Regions from separate parts of the Homo sapiens genome. Here region 1 is linked to region 2. A link is a loop called in an ENCODE intact Hi-C map of the cell type or tissue named here. Cell type or tissue: Calu3. All regions are shown on one strand. Links, peaks and the distances in the headings refer to the core of each region. The heading gives the core; the rest is flanking DNA.

The links. Peaks named below come from ENCODE experiments on the same cell type or tissue, not always from the same donor. Only the 100,000 strongest peaks of a DNase experiment are listed, where the experiment ranks them.
Region 1: a loop joins it to region 2, with 1.9 times the contacts of the local background. A loop is called at or near these places in 3 of 110 quality-filtered maps.

What each region holds. Positions count from the first base shown.
Region 1 is chr6:119,514,460-119,521,177 of GRCh38, forward strand. No RefSeq gene overlaps it. Among named protein-coding and RNA genes, the nearest start is that of MAN1A1, 170 kb to the left of the region's middle. In Calu3, for the core only: no CTCF peak of the experiment used is centred there; no DNase peak of the experiment used is centred there.
Region 2 is chr6:119,443,531-119,450,248 of GRCh38, forward strand. No RefSeq gene overlaps it. Among named protein-coding and RNA genes, the nearest start is that of MAN1A1, 97 kb to the left of the region's middle. In Calu3, for the core only: no CTCF peak of the experiment used is centred there; DNase peaks (open chromatin) are centred at 2,701 and 3,321.

The sequences.
Region 1 (6,718 bases), core at 887-5,886, 71 kb after region 2:
GTTGCTCCTTTTCTCTGCTTTTGTCTGCCTGTTGGCTGCATTTTTTTCTCTGCAGTTCTGCTTTTCCACATGGCCTTGAATATGGCTGCCAACAGCTTATTGCCTGACATTTTCCTTGCTTTACCACCAGAGAGCTGAAGGCTCTATTTTCTTTCTTCTAATTTAGAAAACCAAGAAGGAAGATGCTGACCAGCCCATCCTGGATCACTTGCCACCTGGATCAGTCACTGTGGCCCCAAGGGTAGCACCATTTAGGAAGATGGCAGTTTCTTGTTAGAGCATCCCTCACTACAGAGAGGAAAAAAGCAATGCTCTATAAGACACAGGGTATAGCTCTGGAATGTGAATAATTCCTCAAATATTAAACAGCCCCTTTGAATGTCCCTTTTTCTTTCCTGGTTAACTCCATCACTTTCCCAGATCTCACCTCAGGGTACTAGGGCCCTAGAAGCTTTTCCCAGCCTCTCACTACCCCCAGCCAAGCTGTCCGAGAACCTGAGAGCTTTTGGTGGGTGAAGGGGAAAGAAAGGACATAGGAAGGATAACAGAGCAAGCAATGTTTTCTTCATTAACATACTAAAAGTTAGTTATGTTTTGGGGAGTCTCTCCCATGGTGTTGGTGTATAAAACAGGAACATCTGTCCCTTAACTTTATTGCTTGTAAAGGAATCAGTTTATCAGGGGTGATTTGTGTCTGTCTGGGATGATTTCTTAAATCTCTTCCAGTCCAGTGATTCTGGTAATTGTCCTTATGTCTGAGTCCTAGTACTTGTGACATTTAAGCTAGTTCCAAATTAGTTTTTTCTGTCCTCTTCAGGGAGAATGAAGAGGAGATGGGGGAGGAGGAATGATGCTTCTGTGTCTTTTCCTCCATCTGATGAACATTGCCAATGTGTGTCTGTCATTTAACTGAAATTTTGAGCATACTGATTCTGCTACCACTAGCATTTTGTTAGCTTACCTGATATCTGTGAGTGGATTAGATTTGTATAATTATAATAGATTCAAAAATGGAGTTATGAACTTCATTTGGTAGGGTTTACTTCAAATACACATGTAAATCAAATAGTTTTTATGTTTTATTTCTGCTAATGTCTACAATATGAAGTGAATATTTCATAAAATTTCAGAGTGTTAGAGGTATGTAGACATTTAGAAATCACCTGAATCAATACTGTCTTTTTCTAGAGATGAGAATGCAAATGTCCAGCATGAAGACACAAGAGTTAGTTGAAAAAGTAGGTATCTTGACTCCCTCTATGCCAGAGATTTTTCTAGTTTATATCTATGGCTCTTAAGTCTTAAATCAAGTAATTGGAAAGTAATTAGAAAAGTTATATTTCATCAATTTTTAAATATTAGTCCATGTGGAGAAGTCTAGATCACTGGGTTCCAAATTTAGGGTGGTTAATATAGAAACAGTATTAAAGGAGGAGTTGCCCCAGGGTTTTTTCCTCTTGAAATTACTTGATTGCAAACACAGTTTTAAATCTTCTTCTTTCCCCCTTCTTCTCTCCCTTCCATTCTTCTTCTAGTGTAATGATCATTTTAAATGGTCAGTATGCATCTTGGTGTCCAGTTGCTTGGAATTAAACATATGTCCCCAAGAAATGTACTTTTATTTTCAAGAAGGATATTGTTTAATTTAGGAAGAACAAATAAACTCACACAGCAAGATTTGTCAATAATAGATGAAAATCACAGAAGCCTGACATGGAAACTTCTCATTATTTATTTCAAAGTTGTAATGGATTTTTAGAAAAACAGAGCTTACATTTGCTTACATTTTTTGTAGTCTTTTATAGATGGTAAAACACTTTCATACATATACGGTCTTGTTTAATCAGAGTTGTCAGATTTACAAAAAAACAATACCCAGTTGAATTTGAATTCTAGGTACACAATGAATAATTGTTTTAGTGTAAGTGTGTTTCAAATATTGCATAAGACATTGGAAAAAGTTTTCATTGTGTATTTGGCAGTCAAATTTAACTGGCCATCCTGTATTTTATTTGACCACCCTGTATTTGATCCTTCTGACAATGCTGTAAAGTTGGTAGGACAATGTCCCCATTATACAGATGAATCTGAGTATCCCCCTATGTGTCAGGTCCTGGGCTATTCTTGAATACAGCATGATGCATACATTATGCATATCTTAAGGATACTACAGCCCAGTCATCAGAAAACCACTTCAGTGTGTTCCATGTAGTAATAGGGGAAAGAATACGGTCCTATAGAATCTTATAGACAAGACACCTAATCCAATATTGGCAAATCAGAAGGCTTTGTAAGGGCGACATCTATGTTGAATCCGGAATACTGAATAAGACTTAAGTACAGACAAGACTGGGTAATGAAGAAAGAAATAGGAGAAAAGTTATTATGGTATTACTTAAGGAACTGTACATTGTTCAGTATGACAGGCTGGAGGATATACTTTGACAAGTGAGGTTGAAGAGGTGAGTGAGAAGGAACTCAAGAAATGACATGCATAATGCAATTGTTCATTTTCCTCAGGGCACCAAGTACGCTTCAAGATGAGATGAAACTATCTAATTTGAGTTTTAGTGTGACTATTGTGTTGCTGTTTGAAGAATGGACTGAAAGGGGAAAGGCTAAAGAAAGATCGTTTATTTATTCAACAAATTTTTATTTAGTGCTAACTGTGAACTAGGTACAATTTGGGAGACCTGTAGTAATTCCAGTGACAACTGAACGTATTGAAAACTAAGATAATGGCTGTAGGGATGGGGAGAAGTGGATCTCTGGAGAGATACTAGGAAGTGAATCAACAGAAATTGATTATTAACAGGGCTTGGCGTGTGAGGAGGAAGAAATAAGTGAAGCCACTGGAAGCTGAATGAATGAGTGACATTGTTTGCTGATATAGGAAAAAAATCCCACATGGGGAAGGGATGAAAATACTTTTCAATTTAGGATATACTGTTTGATGTGCCTGTGGGGCTTCCAAGGGGAGATATTAAGGAGGGCAGTTTTTATAAACATCAAACCTTGAAGGGAGATGTGGGCTGAAGATTCTTCATGATTTATGAATGATGAGTTTTTAGAGCTGGTTATTGAAATAATAGGTGAGAACAAGATCACCCAGGGAGTGTTTGGAGTCAGAAGACTGGCTGCCAGACAGAATCCCCAGGGGAAATCCACACTTAAGAAGCCAATCTAACAGAGGAAGTTAACAACAGTGCAAGAAAAGCTGCAAGAGAAACTAAACAACAATGCCTAGAAAATAGAGAAAAACCAATGAATAAGACCTGTTCAAAGATCCAGAGGTCCAGTTTGTCAAAAGCTGAGGACAGCTACAGTAAGATGAGAACTTAAAAAACAAGTTCCATCTTCAACTATACAACAAAAGTTGTTATTGATCTTTGGCTTAATGAGGACTGGCTCAGGAAATAAGGTGAAGTGTACCTACAGAAAATGAAGTGATCTGTACCTACAGGTGGGGCCCATTTGTAAACAGAGTTATGAGTTTAGGAAGATCAGAATAGACCACAACACTTGTCTAACTGTATTTCTTGGAGCATTAATACAGTGAGAAGCTTCCTTGAAAACATTTAGAGCAAAAGAAATTTGGGAAATAATACATATTGTGTTAGCATATTTAATATTCTGAGAAGTTTTGAAGCAATGAAATTCACCTAATCTTACTTATCCTAGTGTTGAGTGTAAATATAATGTATATGTATAGTTTATAAAGATACATTATACACACATACACACACACACACGTGCACACATAATGTCATGGAACACAGTTGGAGAAATTCTGGGCTAGAGCAAATAAGTCCGTTGATGCAAAAAAATTGAACATATTTGTTTTAAGAAATCCAGACAATACTAGGTCGGGCGCCATGGCTCCCACCTGTAATCCCAGCACTTTGGGAGGCTGAGATGGGCAGCTCACTTGAGCTCAGGGGTTCGAGACCCACCTAGGCAACATAGTGAGACTCCATCTCATTAAAAAAAAAAAATACAGGTAACACTGACGTAGCCTTTTAGCTTAAATAATATTGTGAATTATTTGAAGAGAAAATAAAAATTAACTATAATCCTACCACCCCGTTATAATAATTGCTAACACATTTCACATATATACACTTAAAAAATAAAAATGAGAACACACCATTCATTTTGTTTGGTGATCTGGATCCCTCACCCTTTTAACTCTGACCCCATGTGCCAGGGGACACTTGGAGATGCCAGACTTGCCTACTGGGGAGACTTCCGGGTTGTTAGCCATGCCATCATTACCCCTTTCTTTGGAAAGGTTTGGTTGATAACCTGATTCTTCGGTTTATAGAGCTTGGCCTTTACTGTTTTATTTTATGAGGTAATTTATACAAGTTACAACCAGGACGGATCAGAAGCATAACATATTCTGCAAAATATGAATGTCCTCTGTACTCTGTCCAGGACAATTGCGTTACAATACTTGCTATTTTGTAACATTTTTATTTAGAGAATGGCAGTGACCTGGCTGTTCATGGAGTTTGTCTATGGGATGAAACTCTGCTGGTGGAGAGAAGTGTATTCCCCCTACTAAGAATTTTGATTAAAAAAAATCTCCCCAACAGAAGAATGAGAAACACAATAAATATTTGCTCTGAATCTTGATCTTACTGTCGTGTATATTTGAAAACTAGTTTAGGCCGGCAAAGAAAAGGCCAGCATTACCTAAAACACATAAGCATCTTTTAAAGTGTCCACACAGAAACCATCATTTAAAATTTCTAGATCCATTTTAGAGAACAATTTTTAATTTAATCAATTCCTAGTTATGAGGCATTTAGGGTGTTATAATTTATCATTACTATTCATAGTACAACACCCAAATCTTTTCATACAACATACACTCAAACACATACACTCGCATGCACACCTACACACACTCACAATCTTTTCACATGGTTTATTATTATTTTTCCCCTTGGTGTTAAGTTTCAGAAGCAGGATTGATGGGTCAATGAAAATGTAAACTTAAAATTTAAAATCATACGTAATGTCAAATGGCTTCCTGAAAGCCTGTACTAATCTAACCGTCTAACAGCATGGATGTTATTAAGTGTTTTAATATTTGCCAATCTAAGTAAAATCAAATATTGTTTGATTTTTATTTATTTGATTAATAATAAATTTGAACATCTTTTCACATGTCAATAAACAATATTTTTTCATTTACTTCTTTTGAAATTACCTGTACATATTTCTTAATCAGCTTTCTATTACTGTATTTGTCTTTTTCTTATTGATTTGTAAAAGCTCTTCTTATATTAAAAATATTAATCCTCTTTCCATTGTATATGCTCCAAATATTTTTACAGTTTTCCTTTTTATTGTAACTTTTTTTGATTATTTTCATTGTGATAGTTGAATCTATTCATCTTTCCTTTATAATCTTTGGCATTAATATTTTGCCTTATATTGACATCCCAAGTTTATATTTATAGAAATATTTACACAAATTTCTTTCTAGATTTTCATCTCTCATATTTTGACCAATCAAAATAGATAGAATGTACATTCTCAGGTCATCCTTCAGCTTCACCAGGGCAAAGTTGGTAACTGAGACATTCATTTCACTTAATACTTGGTTAAAAGAAAAGCAAAATCACATTTTTACATCTCTTGGTCATCATTTTGGTGTAGCCAAGTCAAAGTACTCATGTTTAAAAGGATAGGTCAATTCAATTGCCAAGATGTATTGTTAGGTCAGAACGAATGGAGAAATACCTTCTTCCTAAGGGAATTTTATAATCTTTAGCATTGAGTTTGTGAAGCAATAAGTGTAATCTTCTGCCTGCCCCACCACCCCACATTTGAATTTTTCAAATGACTTTCTGTTTTCTTGAAAGCCCACAACAATAATATTTTGCACTGCTATTCTGAAGAACACTAGAAATATACATTCTATTTGCTAGGAAATGTCTGCTGAGTACATGGAATTAGCTCATACATGTGACGACAATAGTGGACATCTATTGCTTTCGCTTGATCACTATTTCTTTGTCTCTTAGAACCAACACACTGATTTTCTTCTGGGAAATATCCTCTCCTGAACTTCATGTAGTCCTGTGGGGCTATATGTTATTAGGCACTCTTTTCTCTGCTCCATGTTTTATGATCAGAATGGCCAATTCGATCACATCTTCCTCCTTTTGGTCTTTGTGATTTTTTCAAGGACAGTCCTGTGATCCAAAACTGGGTTGATGAGTTTCCTAAAATTTGGTACATCACTCCTTGGGGTAGAGGAAGAGAGAGTCACGTATTTTTTTGGATGACAAATTGTATTGAAATCATTAGTTGGAATTATGAAGTTGTGTTCCTTTTTTCTTTTATAAAAGAAATTGAGGTTAACATGGAAAGAAGCAGAGAAAGAGATGAGGAGTGGAGACCTGAACCTAGTCAGCCCTAAAATCAGCACTAAACTCTCAACTATTTGGTATTTATCTAATGAACTAACTCTTTCTCTTTCTTAAAAAGCTAGGTTGAATTATTATTTCTTGTAACTTGAAACTAAACGATTGTTGATTAATACCTCAATAGAGCCACAGCCTTAGAAATGGTAAGATTATTACTGTTGGGTAGAGATTGATTGCTAGATTTTACTCTTGCTATAAATCTGGAAACAGGTATGGAATGTGAAAGAACATAAGGTTGAACAGTAAGACAATCCTCTGGTTTCCTAGTAAATGGG
Region 2 (6,718 bases), core at 550-5,549:
AAATCTGATGTACTTTTTGGTTTGTTCCATGCTCCATTTTTTTTTTTCTTTTTCTCTTTTTTTTTCCTACCAAAAAAAGGCAAAACCTTCCATGTTCTTCAAGGCCAGCAGTGGGTGAGTTTCTTCCTGGCTTCCCAGGGTTGCTTCCAGACCATCGCTCCTTATTAAAACCCTGCTCCTTGTCCTTTCTCCTCATAATATCGGTTAACGTTTATTGAACACTTCTAGGAGCTAGACAGTGTACTAATCATTTTGCATAAATTATTTCGCTGAAAACTCACAAAAACCCCATAAGATAGGAACAAACCTTATCATATCATTGTGAGGTTTAAAGAGGACAAAAAACTTATTCTCATTTGTGTAATGTGAATTCAGAAGTGTCTAACTCATTGGCTTATTGTGAGGTATAAATATATGTAAAGTACTTAGTAGATACCATCTGAGTGTTTGGTGTTATTTTTGTTGCCGCCAGGGTCTCTGTGAGAAGGTGGTTAAGCTGGGATTCAAACTCTAGCAGTCTGACTTTAGAGCACGTATCCTTAGTCATTATGCATGGCCAGGTGATGTTTTACCAACCTCTCTTCATTCAGGGGAGATATCCCTGGCTTACAGCTTTCGAAGCCAACTCTGCTGTAGTTCTCATAGGCTGTTTCATAATGCCTAGGCTGACTCATTCTCCACCATTGCTCTTATTTCCTTTGCCTTCTGATATGGTTTGGATCTGTGTCCCCACCTAAATCTCATGTTGAATTGTAATCCCAGTGTTGGAGATGGGGCCTGGTGGGATGTGATTGGATCATGGGGGTGGATTTCCTCCTTTGGTGCTGTTCTTGTGATAGAGTTCTCACGAGATCTATTTGTTTAAAAATGTGTGGTTAATCCCCCTGCCCCCACTCCTGTTCCAGCCATGTAAAACGTGCCTGATTTCTCTTTGCTTTCTGCCATGATCGTACATTTCCTGAGGCCTCCCCAGAAGCAGATCTTGTCATGCTTCCTGTACGTCCTGTGGAACTGTGAGCCAATTGAACTTCTTATTAATTACCCAGTCTCAGGTATTTCTTTATAGCAATGTGAGAATGGACTATTATACCTTTTCTGTGACAATGTTCTTCTTTTAGCTTCTCTACCTTAACTGCCAAAACATCCTGCATCCTGCCTCTGAAATTTCTGACTCAGGTACTGTATTCCACTTTCCAGCTGCAGGCTAGTATCATTTCACTGAGAACTCCACTCCATTAATGCCACCACAGTTTCATTATCTATCAACTATCCCTCACTTCCCTTTTTGTCCAGCTTAGATTTTATGGTAGAAGTCATAATCATGTCCCTACAGACACTCTCACCTCCCTTATTCAGTTCTGCGATGAGCACACTCATCTGCCACAACTTTAGCACTGGTTGGACCTATCTACCTTCTTTGTATTTAGATCTGAACAAATGTGTATGGCTGGAGAAAAATCAATAAGGAGGCTGCCTGTTTCATTAAATAAATTCATCATCATATTTAGGTGCCTTAAATAGGTACTCTGCACTGCCTGACAGTGTTTCCCTAATAAACTTAATCATTCTCAAGAGAACTGTTTTATACTTTCTCCCCTCCCCCTTACATCTTACTCACTCTCACTGATGACCTCATTTCTTATTTCATTAACAAAATAAAAGTAATGAGATAGGAACTCTTTAAACTTCCCATTGTCAGGCTCTGTATGGCAGACACGCCTGATAGCCGTAACTTAAGCATACACTGAGAATGATCCTGTATGGCAGATGCACCTGAATATGTGTTCAGAGTTACAAGTTAAGGAAACTGGGAGTGGCCAACTCAGAAATTCATTTCTTATCTATGAAGAACATATGAACCTCCACCTGTCCCATGGAACACGGGCTGTGCAGGGGGTTGAGGCCCTTTGTTTTGGGTTAAATGAAGGCTGTGAGGTGGAGGTTGCTGGAGGAGGATGCTATGCAAAAATGCTATATAAATTGCATGTTTTTTGCAAGTGGTAGCAGTTCTGTCATCCAACCCATTGCCACTGGGCCACTCTGTATCTAAGTCCCCTTAGTAAACCCTATGTCTTGTTTGCTCGCTCTGGGTCTCTTCTTGAGCCTCTTGAACCTGATACCATCCCTAATGAAGTTAATAGGGATCCAGCTTGACAGGTCCATAAAACCACCCCTGCATTAGTTCCCTCCTTTCCTTGCTTCTTGTTAATGTAGAGGAAGTGTCCCTCTTCTTGTCAAAGACCAGCCTCTACATGTGTTCTGGATCTGACTCCCTACTGTTTTCGCAAGGACTTTTCTGCATGTCTAACTCTCCCTCTCAGTGGGGATTCTTCTCTTAGCATTCCGCAGTGTTCCAGGCTGGCCCCTCTTAAAAGCTCTCCTGCAGCTGCATATACTTTTCAATTTCCGGGTAGCTTAGATCTGAAGTGGACCGCTGTCTGCAGTCTCTGTCTCTGCTTCCTTACCCCACATTCACTTTATCCCCACCTCATCAGCCCTCTCCTATTTGGCATCTACACCACTGTTCCACTGAAACTGCCTTTGTGAAGGTCTCCGATGAGCTTGATGCTGTCAAACCAATGGATGCTCTCCAGTCTTTAGTTAACTTGCTCACAGTATGGCTCCATCTTTTCTTTCAGAATCACATCTCCTTAGAGAGGCCTTACCTAATGACTCAGCCTGAAATATTCTCTCCCTTCCCCCCCTGTGGTGTTATTACATCACTCTGCTTCATTTTCTTCATAGCACTTATTATCTGAATTTATCTTGTGCTTATTTGTTCATTTGTTCACTGTATGTCTCATGCCTCCACCTAGAACAGTGCCTGGCACATCACAGATGCTCAATAAGGATCTCTGGAGTGACAGACAATGCTTTATTTAGAATCATCTCTCCCCTTCAACAACTCAGCTTTTGTTAACTGGATGGAGTTTGTCTGCCTGACTCTCTCTAACATCAGGATGAGTTCACTGCTGACAAGCTGCCTTGCCCGTCAATCAAGGAGATTTCCTGGTGGGCCCTCTCATTTTTGGACATATCTAAGCCCCATGTATGATCGGCCTCATTTTGGATCTGGGCTTTCCCTCCCTTTATTCCTTCTTTTATTCTGACTCACTCACATTATTCTGGCCACAGGTTTCTAGTCTTTTATTTTCTTTTTCAATATGAGCCTCAGTTATAAAACCTCCTTCTTTCTAAACACTAACTACAGGCTTCTCTGTTGATGGTAATGAACAGGCATCTCAGAACCAGTTTGGGAATGTAGCAGTCTTACATTTGCCCCATAGTCTGGAAAACTTCCTTGTTTTAGGGCCAGCTGGCTAAGCTCCAGATCTTGTCTCCAGTCTTCTGAAATCTTAAGTATCTGGGTCAAAGTTATTTGCAGACTTGACTTTGGTTATTTAGCCACAAAACTATTGTGGCCATCCTGCGCAGCATACTGACAGTGAAAATTAGGCGTGTTCCAATGATAAGTCCAACCTGTATGTTTTTCTAGGGTGTGTTTGACCAGCATGACAGGGAAAACCAGCAAAAGTACCAGAAAGAATATCCAATTAATAAATATCACCAACTGCCAGCCAGACAATGTTATTTTCCATTCTTCTATTGTTAAACAAACATGAAAACAAAACCCACAAAGTTATCATTGAGAAATTTTTAATGATAACTTCACTGTATGTTTTCTTTGAATTTGTTTCTTTTAACCATGATTTAATGTTAACACAAATATTCCTATATGCACAGAAGCGTAAACATTTTCTTGAGACCTGGACTCAGCATGGGTATATGCTAGAAATCTAATACTAAAAAAATGCCCAGAGCATGACCCAGTGCCATTGGTTGTTCAACTTCAGCCCTTATTCTGACTATGTCCAATAGCTGTATCTAGGGTGGTCATTTAATTTATCATCCAAACTGGGATACTATTAATAATTATGCTGGAATAGTATGAGTAGACATGGGCTGTTCTGAGAAAATGGAAACGTATGGTCATTCTTACCCTAACTTTGTATAATAAGTGTGGAACTCTCCAGCCTTCCCCAAGCAAACAAAGGCTCTGGCCTTTGCAGCTGTAACTCAGTACTGCCCTTGGTCCACAGGCTTGAAGGTGTACAGAGGCACAATTAGTCACTAACTAGAGCCTTCTTTAATTGCTATAAGTGCATTTTAGTTATCTTTTCACAAATTCATGATAACAGGGACCATATTAAGATTTACCACTGGGCTTGGTGGCTCACGCCTGTAATCCCAGCACTTTGGGAGGCTGAGGTGCACAGATCACCTGAGGTCAGGACTTTGAGACTAGCCTGGCCAACATGGTGAAATCCTGTCTCTACTAAAAATACAAAAATTAGCCAGGCCTGGTGGTGGGCACCTGTAATCCCAGCTACTCAGGAGGTTGAGGTAGGAGAATCACTTGAACCTGGGAGGTGGAGGTTGCAGTGAGCTGAGATTGCACCACCGCACTCCACCCTGGGCAACAAGTGCAAGACTCCATCTCAAAAAAAAAAAAAAGGTTTCCCACCCCACTTCCCACAAAATAAAGTAGGCCCTCAAAAATTCACTTTTAGAAAGAAGGAACTGAGAGGGAGGCTTGACGGAACAAGCTTCCATTTTCCTAACACAATGACTGTCTAATTCAACCCATAGGCTGTTATGGTAAGTTTGTGTGTGTTTGTGTGTTGGGCATGGTGGAGCGGGTGGGAAAACAGAGTAGAAAAGTACTGGGATTGGAATTAGAGCTAAATTTGCTTCTCTGCCCAAACTGTGAGGTACATATATACATATATATGTGTGCATGTGTGTGTGTGTGTGTGTGTGTGTGTTTGTGTACACACACACTTAATGGAAGAAACATATGAACCAATGAGTTTCTTAGAGAAAGTTTCTTAAATGACTGCCAAAAGCAAACAAATAATCAATTGGAAAATGCTTATATTCCAATAAATTTTTTAAAAAGTTCATGGTACCAGATTACTCTTCTTCTCTCCTTTGGGGTCATCAACTCCCACCTCCCTCTTGTTGGCAGCCTTGAGCTAAAGGCTAAACTATATTTGAGCATTTCCAGTGGTAGTAAAATTGTTATCTGCCTTTGAACAGCTGTCTTTTTGTTGTTTTATTTCATTTTAAAATAAAAATAAATATGCACATAAAAATTGTGCATATTTATGGGGTTCAGTGTGACGTTTCAATACATGTATACATTGTATAATCATCAAATCAAAGTATTTAGTGTACCCTCAAACATGGATCATTTCTTTGTGGTAAGAAAGCTCTGACTCTATGTCTTTCTTTAATTGAACTGAAATCTGTCATCCCAGGTGACCAACTGTTCTGGTTTGTCTGGAGCTGTCCTGTTTTAACACTGAAAATTCTGCATCCCAGGGCATCCGTCAGTCCTGGGCAAACCAGGACAGTTGGTCACTCTGCCTCTAATTGCCATCTGTTGGCCTTATTCTCCATCTTGGGCTATGCGAAGAATGCTATTTTTTCTTCCAAACAACATCCATTTTGACACATTTAAGGCACATTCCTCTAGCTCCAATCATTCTTACCTGACACAGCTTTAGATTGTTTACTTTCCACTATATATGCTCAGAGTGCACTATCCCCTGTTCCAGGAGGAGCTTTCTGTTCCAATCCACGTTTCCATAGAGAAGGGGAATTTCTCTTCCCTCTCCCTGGGGAGGGTGGGTGTGAACACTGGTTTCATCCTCCACATTCTCTTTCATCCCTCTGAGAGGAAGAGTTACAGTAAACCTGGTTTTTGAGAATCCCACATCCTTTGGGCCAAGGGTCTCACAGTGGCCAGGATTCCTCGACCTCAGAGGTGACAAACAGGCTCTGTACTGCCTCTTCCACTGCCTGCCTTGGCCTCATGGATTCACAGAAAGAACCTGGCTCTCCTCCTTCCTCTTTTCTGCCTCTAAGCAGTGAACACATTCAATGTAGAGAGGCAGCCTAGAAGGAAGTTTCATGTTTTTGCTGTAATTTCCAATTTCCCTACTTCCTGGGTGAATGCTTAGGTCAGCTATGCCCTGTAAGCTTGGTTGTTTTTCGTTTAGAGTGGGTGGGAAGGAGGAGGCCCCCCACTTTCTCCTGTTTTTCTAGAGCGCCCAGCACATTGAAAGGTACACTTGTCATAACAAGTCTAATTCTTTGATTCCTCTTTTGGTTTAATTTCCCACACTTTTTTCTTCCTTGCTTGCAGTAGTGATGGAAAGGAGAAGTGAATCTCTGAACTTTAAAGTTCATTAACCTGGCCTGTAAGATGTGGAGTAGCACTGAGTACAACACTGAGTGCCACACTCAACTTTATTTGCTCCAGTTCTAGCACTTCTTTAATCCAGCCTGTGACCAAATCAGTTTCGTACTGACTTTATTGTAGATTCAGTTTTCTTACTGATAACTGACATCCCTGATAAGGCACACATTTCTCCCCACATGTGTGCATTGATTGCTTGTATCAAAGTCCAAAGATTTGATAATCTCTGTTTCTGCTATTCCCTTCTCAGCTCACGGCTATGAGGCTCCTGGTCCCCAACACTTCAGAGCAAATGCTACCACTAAGCTTACTGATGACTTTCACTAAATGATGATCTTCATCTGTGACTCCTCCGCCTTATCTCTATTCACTTACTCTTCTGTGCCTCCTTCAAACCAATGGCTTTATCTATCACCTATGTATTGATGATTCTCAAACCTATACTCATGTTCC